2 separate regions of the Mus musculus genome follow, and region 1 is linked to region 2. A link is a loop called in an ENCODE intact Hi-C map of the cell type or tissue named here. Cell type or tissue: left cerebral cortex. All regions are shown on one strand. Each heading gives the region's core, and the rest is flanking DNA. Links, peaks and the distances in the headings are about the cores only. Region 1 overlaps Gm38512 (a long non-coding RNA gene). Region 2 has its middle 130 kb from the start of 1700017M07Rik.

Region 1 (5,386 bases), core at 187-5,186, 200 kb before region 2:
GAGAGAAGAAGTGACTTTGGGATGGACCCTGGGAGTGGACCCTGGGAGTTGAGCTTCCTGCCTTCCAGTTTAAGGTCTTCCATATTTCTGCTGGTGAAGAGTGCATGGGTTTGGCCTCACTCTGCAGGGGAATGGTGGCTTGGTCCTTTCTTGGTAGAGCTGCCAGAAGAGAGCTGTGGAGAACGCCAGGCCTTCCTTCCTTCACCACACACACACACACACACACACACACACACACACACACACACACAGAGGTAGCCCCGCCCCACTCCATTAATAGCCCCACTCCAGTTCTCAGAGTGTGTATCTTTATTTCACAGTTTTACTGGAAGCCTACAAGCATCTCCAATGCATGCATTTCTCTAGTAGAGTTGGTCTTTCCAGTGTTCCTGGCCTAGATTCCCTTTGGAACTCTTATTTTTGGCCCAAGTTCATAGGCTTTGTAAAAAGTATAACTTCCCACATGCTGCACACTCTCCAGTTGTCAAAAACCTCCTGGAAAACAGACAAGGAGGGAGGTGTGCCGGCTTCACACGCCCACTCCTGAACTCCTGCCTCCCTCTCTGAGCTTCATTTATAGTTCCTCTCCCTAAGCAGCGCTGGGTTAGTTCATTTTCCTGTCTTACAAATCTGTAAATTTGGCTTTCTTGTTTTGCTAAATACTTTTTTTTTTAAATTGCTCTCAGAGATCCAGGTTGAGAAAATGCTTGTATTTCAAAAGGCACTTAACTCTTGATTTATCAGATGGCAGTTTAGTACTTTGTTTGGGAGAGAGTGCTAGAAGCCAAGGTCATTCAAACTCTTGTTCCTACCCTCCAAATTTCTGTTGAGGTTGCTCAGTAGGATGAATTTGAGGAAATTAGGGAAGGGGAGAGAGGAGACAGGAAGCAAGGAGGGGGAGAGAGAGAGGGGGGGCAGGAGAGAGACAGAGAGAGAGTGTGTTTCTAGTAGTTCAAACACAGAGTTTTACAAACATCTACACTTTTCAAATGTGAATTATTTTCTTTTCATTTTCTTTTCATAGCCGAGACCAGGCCAAGCTTCTCGTGAGACCCTTCTGAAAACTGAGAATCTGCTTCTCTGAAATAGCTTGGCTCAGGCTCCTCCTCCCCAAGGGCACCTGTGTTGCTTCAGTGTAGACGCAAATACACCCAATAGGTCCAGTGCTCAGAGGCCAAAGGGCAGCTAAGGGTTGAGATGACCTCTGTTCACTGCAGCGGTTAAAAACTCCTGCAGGTAAAATTTCTTGCTGTGTGTGACCTGATTTGAGGCACGGGTCTTTGTTTTCGCCGGGTGTGCTTTCCGTTTGTTTTTTGTAAACATACAGCGTTGATGCCACACTCTGCAAGGTCTGTGTATATCAATGTGTTTGTGCCAGTTGAAATAGCAAAACAAAACCAAACAAAAACGGAAAAAGCACTTCATTTAGAATTCTCTTACCCTCCGCCTGGTTGAAACAATTTGTAGAGGTGCCTCGCTAAGGGAAGGACACTGGTTCAAAAACTGTTGGAAAGAAACCGGCCAGCTCCCTCTCTCTGCACAGGTTCACAGCTTAGGAATTGAAGTTTAGGACAAACACCTAATTTTGACCAAAGGGACTTGGTTCATTTAAAAAAAAATCCCCCTGCTCTCTCTTCTGTTCAGATCTGCAAGGTTGTTTAATTGAAGTCCTGTTTTGTGGGCGCAGATGCACGAGGAGGTTGAATCATCGTCAGCCTCATTTGGTGTTCTGATGCTGTGTGTTCCTCATTATTATTCCCAGAATGTCCACTGGACCTTATGCTCCTCCTCAGGAAAACTCACAAGCATTGAGCAGTCAAAGAGTCCTTTCTTCTCCTCCCGCCCCCTCGCCCCCATCTTCGTTGAAACTTTGCCAGTATCAGATCTCACTCTGTCTGTGGCGCATTAAAATGAAGTGCCTCCCTCCCTGCAGATCCCCCAGCCTCCGCTCCGCTCTCCAGCCCCACAGTTTCTTCCTAAGTGGGTAGCCTCTTTTGCTTGCTGCGGATGAACCCCCCCCCCCCCAGTCTGGCTCCTTAGTGCTGGTTTTGGATTGGGGGGCTGTGAAGGGAGAGAAGGACCTGGCCCGAGTGCGGCAGGAGCAGCTGTGGCCACTTAGAAGCTGAAGCGCCGGACTCTGTCCCCTCCCCCCAGACTAAGGGCGCTTCACAGACTCCCCTCCTGCAATCCCGTGGGTCACCGCAGAAACCCTGACCGCTAGGGCTCAGCTTATTATTGTTGTTACAATTATTGGGTTGTTGTTTCCTTCTGATAACAAGATCTTCGGAGCAGGGGCCCCGAGAGTGAATTATGTTTTTGTAAGGTGAGCTGCCTTTCCAGAAGCAGGGCTTTCTGCCTAGCTCTCAGCCTGTCCTCCGCCCACCTCCTGCCCTTACCCCCTTGAAGGCCACTCAGGAGGTTGTACATGTGGAACTTTTGTGTGGTTCCGCAGCCTTTTATTATCCTGTGGGCCTCATCCTCTTCTTAAGAAAGAGGCGGGTGGTTAGAGCTAGTGATGAAAACGGTTTTCTTGCACACCAGCTTGCTTTCTCAAGGTTTGCATACGCCGCTGGCAGTCTCAGGACTGAAGGGTTCTTTTGTCTTTCTTTTCCTTTTGGCGCACCCGTGAGTGCTATAGTGCACAGAACAATTACTTCATGGTTTTTAGGAAGAATGGGACAGGGATGAAGAGAATGGGGCAGACACTTGTTTTTTAAATGGCATCAAGAAAGCCTAGATAATTAGGGAAAATACGTGTATTGCTGATTTAAAGCAAACCTTGTATTTTGAGGGTCCGGAAACATCCAAATAAGCGACATCAATGTCTAATTTGAAGTTTTGATATCCAAGTCTCAATTCTTACTTTTTTTAACCAAAGTTCATCTCTTCCTGACTACTCTCATGATTTTTCTACTAACTGCACAGTACCTACCCCTTTGTGTTTAAATAACATGTTTGTGATGTGGACTCAGCTTTGGATGATAAGTTATTTGCTTGAAACCAAAGCTATAAGAATATTGCTACCATAAACAATAAAGTGATTGCTCTCAAAAAAGAACATCGTGGCAAAATGTAAACATGTAGAAACACTGTTGTTAGACTCAGCACTACACCACTGTGCGTGAAGAGCCAAAGGTGCTCTCCCTACTATGTGCAGAGAGACTGAAGGACAATTCTTAAACCAATAGTGCTTACTGTGTGGTGCTGGGTCCTCCCCGTCTCTTGCATAAATCCTACTGAGGTGTGTAGTGTCATTTAAGGTGCCAGTGGTCCCAAGTCTACCATAGGCCAGTGCATGGTTCTAGAATGACTATTTCAGGGTTTTTCAAGATATATGGAATATTTCTAGCAAATGAAAGAAACAGCTGCTCTCTTGGTCTTACAGCAAGTTCCAATGTAAGAAGAAATGCAAGAGACAATAAGTTCCAAGGTCTACTCTGTGCAATGATGAAAACCCAAGATGGCAGGAGACGAAGCATTGGGAGAAAGTGCCCCAATGTCGTCAGTGCCTTAGGTGGGTATCCAGGACTAAAGTGTCATCAACGTTGAAATGCATATGCGTGTGGCATGCATGAAGGTCTGGTAGCAGAGAGCAGTGGCTAGAATCAAAGTAAAGATGAAAAGAAGAATCCTTGTCCTTAGCTCATTGGCATGAACCAGACCGCATGCTTAGCTCACCTCACCACCCTGCCCCCATCCTACTTCCACACACCACCCTGCCTCTACCCAGCCACCACCCTCCAGCCTGCACCCACCCACACTACTCTTCCTCCAACCACATCCTCAAACCACTCTGAGCCATTTTAGCTCTCAAAACCTGCCATGTTCCCCTTCCCCTTCAGTGTATGGCTTTGGAGGAATTTTGATATCCTTCCCTAAGTTTCTGTTTGCCCATCCTTAGTTGGTTAAGGGACGTTTCTCAGGGTGATGCAGTTTGTTACAAATAATTTTTTAATAATCAGTATGCTTTTCCACACTTCCCATTGAAGTTGATCTGACCATTTGCTCCAAGTACTTGGATCATTGTTTAGCAAACTTCTACTGAGGTCTTCATATAGGAAAGGCTCAGTGTGAGGGGCCAGGAGAGCTGGCTTTAGTGGTGTTTGATAAAAACCATGACAAGAGTAAGGATCAAAACATCACAGCACATATGTGGTTCCCTAAACAGCTCTGTGGTTGGGAAAGCTGGGAACCTGTAACCCAATAGTGAAGGGTGTGTGTGAAAAGGGGGCTCTAGCAGAGGGAAAGAGTAGTCCAGAAAAAACATGAAGTACCTCCAAAGAACTGGAGCTGAGTGAGATTTGAGAAGGTAAGTGGTTCGGAGTGACTGGAGGATGATGGGTGGAGATAGCATGGGAGGTGGAGGTAGCATGGTGGGTGGAGGAGGCTGGAAGAGTTGGGGGATATAAAAGAGCACCTTAAAGGAGTTGAGCTTATATAGGGTTTCAGGAACCAGAGAGGAGAGATGGCACTGGGTAGAATATGTGAGGCTGGGGTTCTAGATGTCCCAGAGGTGAGAGGAAGACTAAGCTTAAGGGTATGTGAGATGGGAGATGTGTGGCTAGCCAGGACAGGCCTTAAGCTCACAATAGCCACTAGGGTTTCATTCGGAGTATCCCAGAGGGATATAGTCCATTGGCCTGGGCGCCATGATAGTGGCTTGGGAGAGAGAGCTTGCAAAGGACAGATCAGGAATTAAGGAAACCTTTTTGCATTTCATCAAAATCAGTAATGTGTGTGTGTGTGTGTGTGTGTGTGTGTGTGCCTTCCTATGAGTGTACAGGTATGCATACCCTCTATGCAGGACAGGCACATGTGGATCCATAGGCAGATACCAAATGTCTTTCTTTGTCTGATTTATTCCTAGGAGATAAAGTCAGTTATTGAAGTGGAAGCTTGCACTTCAGGCTAAGCTGGCTTGCCAGTGAGCTCTAGAGTTCTGCTTGCCCCAGACTCCCAACGCTGGGATTAAAGGCATGTTCTCTTGCTGGGGGTTCAAACTCAGGCCCTCATGCTTGCCTAGCGAGTGTCCTTACCCACTGAGCTCTCACCTCTGGTCCCAGAGACAGTTGTTTTGAAATGTATCGAACAGCATTAAGCTTAGTGGGCTTAATCATATTCCTGTTGCACTGCCCTTCATGACTTTATCTGACCTTGACAGCTAGCTTTCTGTGTTAACGGAAATGGCCATTTCCACTGTCAGGTGTGGGGAAGACATTAATGGGAAATGACATTAGTAGGGTAGAGCACTTGACCTGAACTTCTTCATTTAATGTGATATTCCAAACTCCATGAAGTTTGTATTTTACAGATGAGAGCATTGGCTGAGATTTACAAAGAACAAACAAGTCCATAGTCAGATGCTAGAAACAATTTCAACCCAGTG
Region 2 (5,386 bases), core at 95-5,094:
AAAATAGTAGGGACCTCATCTCAAAACAACAACAAAACTAAAACAAATAGTTCATGCAGGGCCACTAGCAGACAGAGTCATGGAATCTAAAGAAATTGTCCGATTATAATGCTGTAGGCTAGGATGAGATGGCTTTTTCCTTGGCTAGTCTGCTCACTTGTCTTGCCACAGGGCAAAGGGTGACCTGAAGCCAAATGATGCACTTGTGTTCTATTGCAGCAGCCCATGAGGCCAACCATTTGGATGTGATGTCCTGGAAGGAGCAGAAGTGGGGTACATGCCCCACTCGTCTCAGTATGTAATGCTACATGAGTCTGGAAAGCACTTTCTGCCAACAAGAATGGTTACGCCTTCCACAGGCATCCTGGGAATGACCTATGGAGACAAAGAGAAGGTCCAGGCAGTATCTCGACATCCATATCAATTGTCTGTAGGCTCAGACTGAAGAAAATTGACCCAGAAAACTTCTGTCCTATCCCTTACCTTGTGAGTTAGCTCTGATGATTACAGAGTTGCCACAGGTGAAGATTTTTCACATTGAAAGCTAATCACACTTTCAGAAAAATTTCTATGAGCCACTGGCCCTGAAAATATTCTTTTCTCACAAAATACACACATATTTGTGTGTTAGTTTTACATATGTATGTATGTATATATATATGTATATGTATATGTGTATGTATACATATATACATACATATACAATGTATACAATGTATATATGTATATATGTGTATACAATGTATATATATGTATATGTGTGTATGTATACATGTGTTTATGTATATGTATATATGTGTGTAAGTATACATATAAATGTGTATATATACATATATGTGTATATATGCATATATATACTATGTTTATATATAATGTGTGTATATATAAGGATGTATTATATATGTAGGTATACAGGAATATATGCTGGGATATATGTATATACATATTTATACACACACATATATATTTATATATATTTATATATACACATTGGGTATACACACTCACACACACACACACACACACACACACACACATATATATATATATATATATATATATATATATATATATATATATATATACACATATATATACCACACACACACACATACACGCACAGTGTTATGTGTTTTTCTTGGACACTATCTTCATCCCTGGGTTAATATTCATGATCAATTGCTACCATCTCTGCTCATCTTTCTGTATAATAGTCTCCAGAGATTCTGTGTAAAGGACTAAATATTAACATCCCTGTGTTTCCAGGGCCCAGGATACTGTTGGGCAAGTAGTAACTGAACAGTGACATGTTTGCTCAGTTGTTAAACAAATGAAGTAGACCTGTGAATTCTCTTCAAAAACCACTAGATTAATTCCGTTTCTGTTCCTCCTTTTTGAAAGGAAATGGTTAACCAAAGTAACACACAACTGGTAAAAGAGATGACCAGGAATGGTACAAAATAAGCTTCAGGCTTATTAATTGCAGATGTGCTAAAGCATTTTATTTGGAAACTCTTAAATGGTTCGTGTCCAACAGACCACCAAATGGAAAAGGATAAAGGTTTTATTGCTTAAAAAAAGAGAGAGATTGTCAGGTAGACATTCGTATCTTCATCCCTTGCTATGATCGTAATTCTGATGGAGTTGAGTTGACAAACATGCCATAAGCAATGCTCCAAATGCCATCAAATTATAAAAAATGAGTAAGAGGGCATTTACAGCATAGCCAACAAAAGAATGTAAAGTTTGCTTAAAGAGAGAAGGACTGTGGTGCAGCTCAGTGGCTGAGCACAAGCCTTGTCTATACATGAGGCTGAACTGGATCCCCAGCATCACAAAACAAGCCAAAGGATGTTCATATTACATGTGATGCTGCTATATGTCCCACGACTATGCTGTGTTCTGGAAACCTACCTCCTCCTCCAACCTCCTCCTCCTCCACTCTAGTTCCTGTCATCCCCCAGGTGTGGTCTCCACCTGGGTTCTTAATCTCTGTTTCCTCATCACGCTTGAGCCCCTTTACCAGAGGAGTTATCTCTGAAGATGCCTCTTCCAGATCAGCTCGTAAACACCCAGAGCGTTTTACACACTTCCCTCCCTCCAGCAGGCATGACTGTTTTTCGTAGCTCACGGGTGGCAGTGGCCTTCTTCTGGGAGCAATGCCAGAATCTGGTCCAGGAAAACTCTGAGGCAACTTTCAGGACCTTTGTAATGGATGCTACCCGTTGCCACATTTTATCTTGGTTTCCTTGGGAGAAAGCAACCATGCTTCGTTCAGACGGGCAAGCCAAGTTCGCTTTCTGATGCCAAACTGGCAAGGACCACAGAGCTTGGTGTTGGTCTGTGGATGGGAAAAGGCATCAGGAAGAGTTTCTGACTTTTTACATCTTTTGAAAATGAGCAGCTGATACATTAAATTTTTTGTCAGGGAACAAGCATCAGATTGCATAAATAACTCATTTGAACAGCAATCACCTCCCAGTCACTCAGCTCTCTGGCAGTTAACAAAAAGGTTTTAAGATAGAAACTGGACTATTTAGCTTTCATTAATCATTCATACTGTTCAAACACATCACACAGTAACTGAAGAGGGTTATGGTAGCTAAGCTTGAGTCTGTTGTGGAAAGTAAGTTTAACTTTCTATGAACTCACTGGACACAAAGAGTGTCCCCTGCTTACTATTCCAAATGTCACCAGCTAGAAGCAAACGGATGATTACGAATGGTAATGAAATACCTCTGAAGCCGTTTGTACACTAACAAAGAGTTACTGTCAGAACTTGAATAAGGTCCATCTACCCATTTTCAAAGAATGTCAACATTATATAAGGGGTAAAGCAGACAGCAACAGCTAAATACACAAACAAATAAGTTTCTGATAACATTTCCCTAGAACACAGTTTTCGTCAAATTTTTTTTTCTTGGAAAAGGAGAGATCAATGAAAGCATCTCACCTCCTTAAATCATTTCAACCCCACAGTGGGCCTCGCAGGAGTTAGGAGAGTTTTAGACATTCCATCTTTGTGTTCTGGATTTTTGGGGCATGGGGGCAATGGAGATTCCTGGGTTGAGTTTCTCTGGCTGATACTTGTTTTCTTCGTTTCATTTGTTCTCATCTTCTTAAGTGAAGCAGGGAAAACAGGGTGAAATTTTCTGTGTTCTGTCTCTAGGAGAGAGAAACCCAATAATTGCTGCTTCTTGGAGGCATTGGTTGGCAGCCCAGGAATTTCTTGATGGACTCCTCTGTTTAGCTGTTCCTGAGGACCAGGGTGGTGGCTTCTCCTAGGCTTCAACTGTGCCCTTACTAGGTCTGCATCTTTCTACTGGGATGAGACTCCACATTTTATGAAGGAGCCAATGAGTGGAAAATACCCCATTGCTTTTGAAACGTACCTAAAATCTCAGGGCACTAAGACTAAAGCTGCGTGAAAGTTCCTGAAAGGGAGGGTCTTTATGACAACCTACAGAGGGGCTGTTTCCTCTAGAAATAAGAATCTCATTTAGTGTGTTTTAAGGTCTTTAGTAGAGCTCTTTTGCCAGGAGGAGAACTACTTGGGAATCTGATGGTTTCATTTAGTTCTAATGAGAAAAAAAAAAAAAAAAGAGGCAGATGTGGTAGCAGCTGTTATAGGAGAAGCAATGGGTAGCGAGAACGCAGACTTATTGACACCCATGAAGAATGCTTAAAGGCGTTGAGAAAGAAGAAAAAAAAAAGATCTTGAAGACACAGAATTCAGTGCTAGGAAAAATGGGTGTATAAAACATAAAACAACATTTTATATCGATCAAGTGATTTTTTTTTTCCTTTAAAATTATCAGAAGCTGTTTAAAAGAAGGGAAGAATGTTTGACTTGTGTTCTGAGAAGTCTAGAGTCTAGGGCAGGCTTCTTGGAGGGATTGATCTGGCTTAACAGTGTCCCTCTGACCCCAGCAGTCTCAGCTCTGCCTTCTGTTCTCTGTGTAAATTTTATTCCAAGATTGACCCTCTACATGTAAGGTAGCCGCCCACAATATCTGGACTGCATGCTTTCTTAAATTCAGGTGGAGAGGGCAACATGGGAAAGAGATGAATGCCTTTCTCCTAAACAAAGTCCTGAGTTTCACTCTGGAATGTTCTTACCTTGGCAGTAGGAGGAGGCTTAAGTCAGTGACTCAGTGCTCTCTCCTCAAATCAAAACAAAATAGGCTGATGCAGAAGGGAATAATGGAGCCAGAGTGGCCAGACTGTCCACAATGAGTGTTGACCCAAACACAGCTTGATGTGTGGCTTTCACCAAGCAAACCTTCCCTGTAACGGTTACCTTGAAAACACTCATTACTATTTCTCAAAAGGCAGTTCTCGGACCCAAACTGCAGAGATGTGGTTTAAATGAAGATCCCTAGATCTTTCAGAATTTCTGTGAGTTTAAGAGATGGATGAGAGTTTGCCTTTTTAGCAAGTTCCTGGGTGCCTTTCATGCCCACTAACGTTTAGAGGTCACTATTCTATAGAAGTGTAATGCTCAGAAGCTAAGATTTCAGGAGCCTGTGGGCTTGTGATAGGAAGGTCTGAGAATGAATTTCACAGTACCTTTGTAAACTGTCCTGGATCTGGTAGCTACCAATAGTCCCACCTGAAAGACATGTAGTATTAACGAGGACTTGACTTTATATTGCCAAAATACAGGTGCCTCTTGTTGAAACTGTTTTCAAATGACCTGTAGTGCACATTTCCATAATCTGTGAGGGAATCCTGTTCTTTGGCATACTGCAGTAGTTTAAAGAATTATGCATTACAGTTATCTCTTATTTCACAAAGAAATTGTATGTATGCTGGTGCAAATGTGTGTATGGATGATGGTGTCATTCTTCAGGCCCTCATCCCTCTTTGAGACAGGGTCTTTCATTGTCCTAGAACTTTTCAAGTAGGCTAACATGGTTGGCCAGAGAGCCCCGAGGATACCTCTCTGTCCGCCTCCCATGTTATTATGAGATCATGCATGCATGCTATTTTATTTTTCCAGCGGCTTTACATGTATTCTGGGGACTAAGGTAAGGACCTCAGATGTGTGAGGCAGTTCATGGACTGAGTCGCTTCCCCAGCCCACATTTCTCCCTTTTCAAGGGATGTTTTGAAATCATCCACATATACTATACTTTAATTTCCCTTTGGTCATGGTGGTAGGTACTGCCGTAGTACAGATATTTAGTATAAGCAACTGCTCACCACCACATTTTGGGATGCTTTAGGATGGGGAGGGATAACACGTGATTCTCTTAGCTTGTTTATATCAGGTAAAAATTAATTTTCTTCAAGGGAGAAAGATGAAAAGTTAAATTTTTTTTGTCCTTTAGATGACCAGGGATTCATAGGCAAAATTTTCTTCTAAACTTTGTCTTGATTATTT

Evidence for each region. Hi-C counts contacts between places; a loop is a spot of excess contacts. Peaks named below come from ENCODE experiments on the same cell type or tissue, not always from the same donor. Only the 100,000 strongest peaks of a DNase experiment are listed, where the experiment ranks them.
Region 1: it touches region 2 in a loop (2.0-fold over the local background); 3 of 42 quality-filtered maps call a loop at or near these places.

What each region holds. Positions count from the first base shown.
Region 1 is chr3:35,337,814-35,343,199 of GRCm38, reverse strand. Gm38512 (a long non-coding RNA gene) reads left to right here. Exons shown (of 3, transcript XR_389676.2): 2 at 3,386-3,514; 3 at 5,298-5,386. Among named protein-coding and RNA genes, the nearest start is that of Gm35425, 22 kb to the right of the region's middle. In left cerebral cortex, for the core only: a CTCF peak has its summit at 2,214; DNase peaks (open chromatin) are centred at 480, 1,196 and 1,850; H3K4me3 peaks cover 1,027 bases; H3K27ac peaks cover 2,372 bases.
Region 2 is chr3:35,138,885-35,144,270 of GRCm38, reverse strand. No RefSeq gene overlaps it. Among named protein-coding and RNA genes, the nearest start is that of 1700017M07Rik, 130 kb to the left of the region's middle. In left cerebral cortex, for the core only: no CTCF peak of the experiment used is centred there; a DNase peak (open chromatin) is centred at 2,219.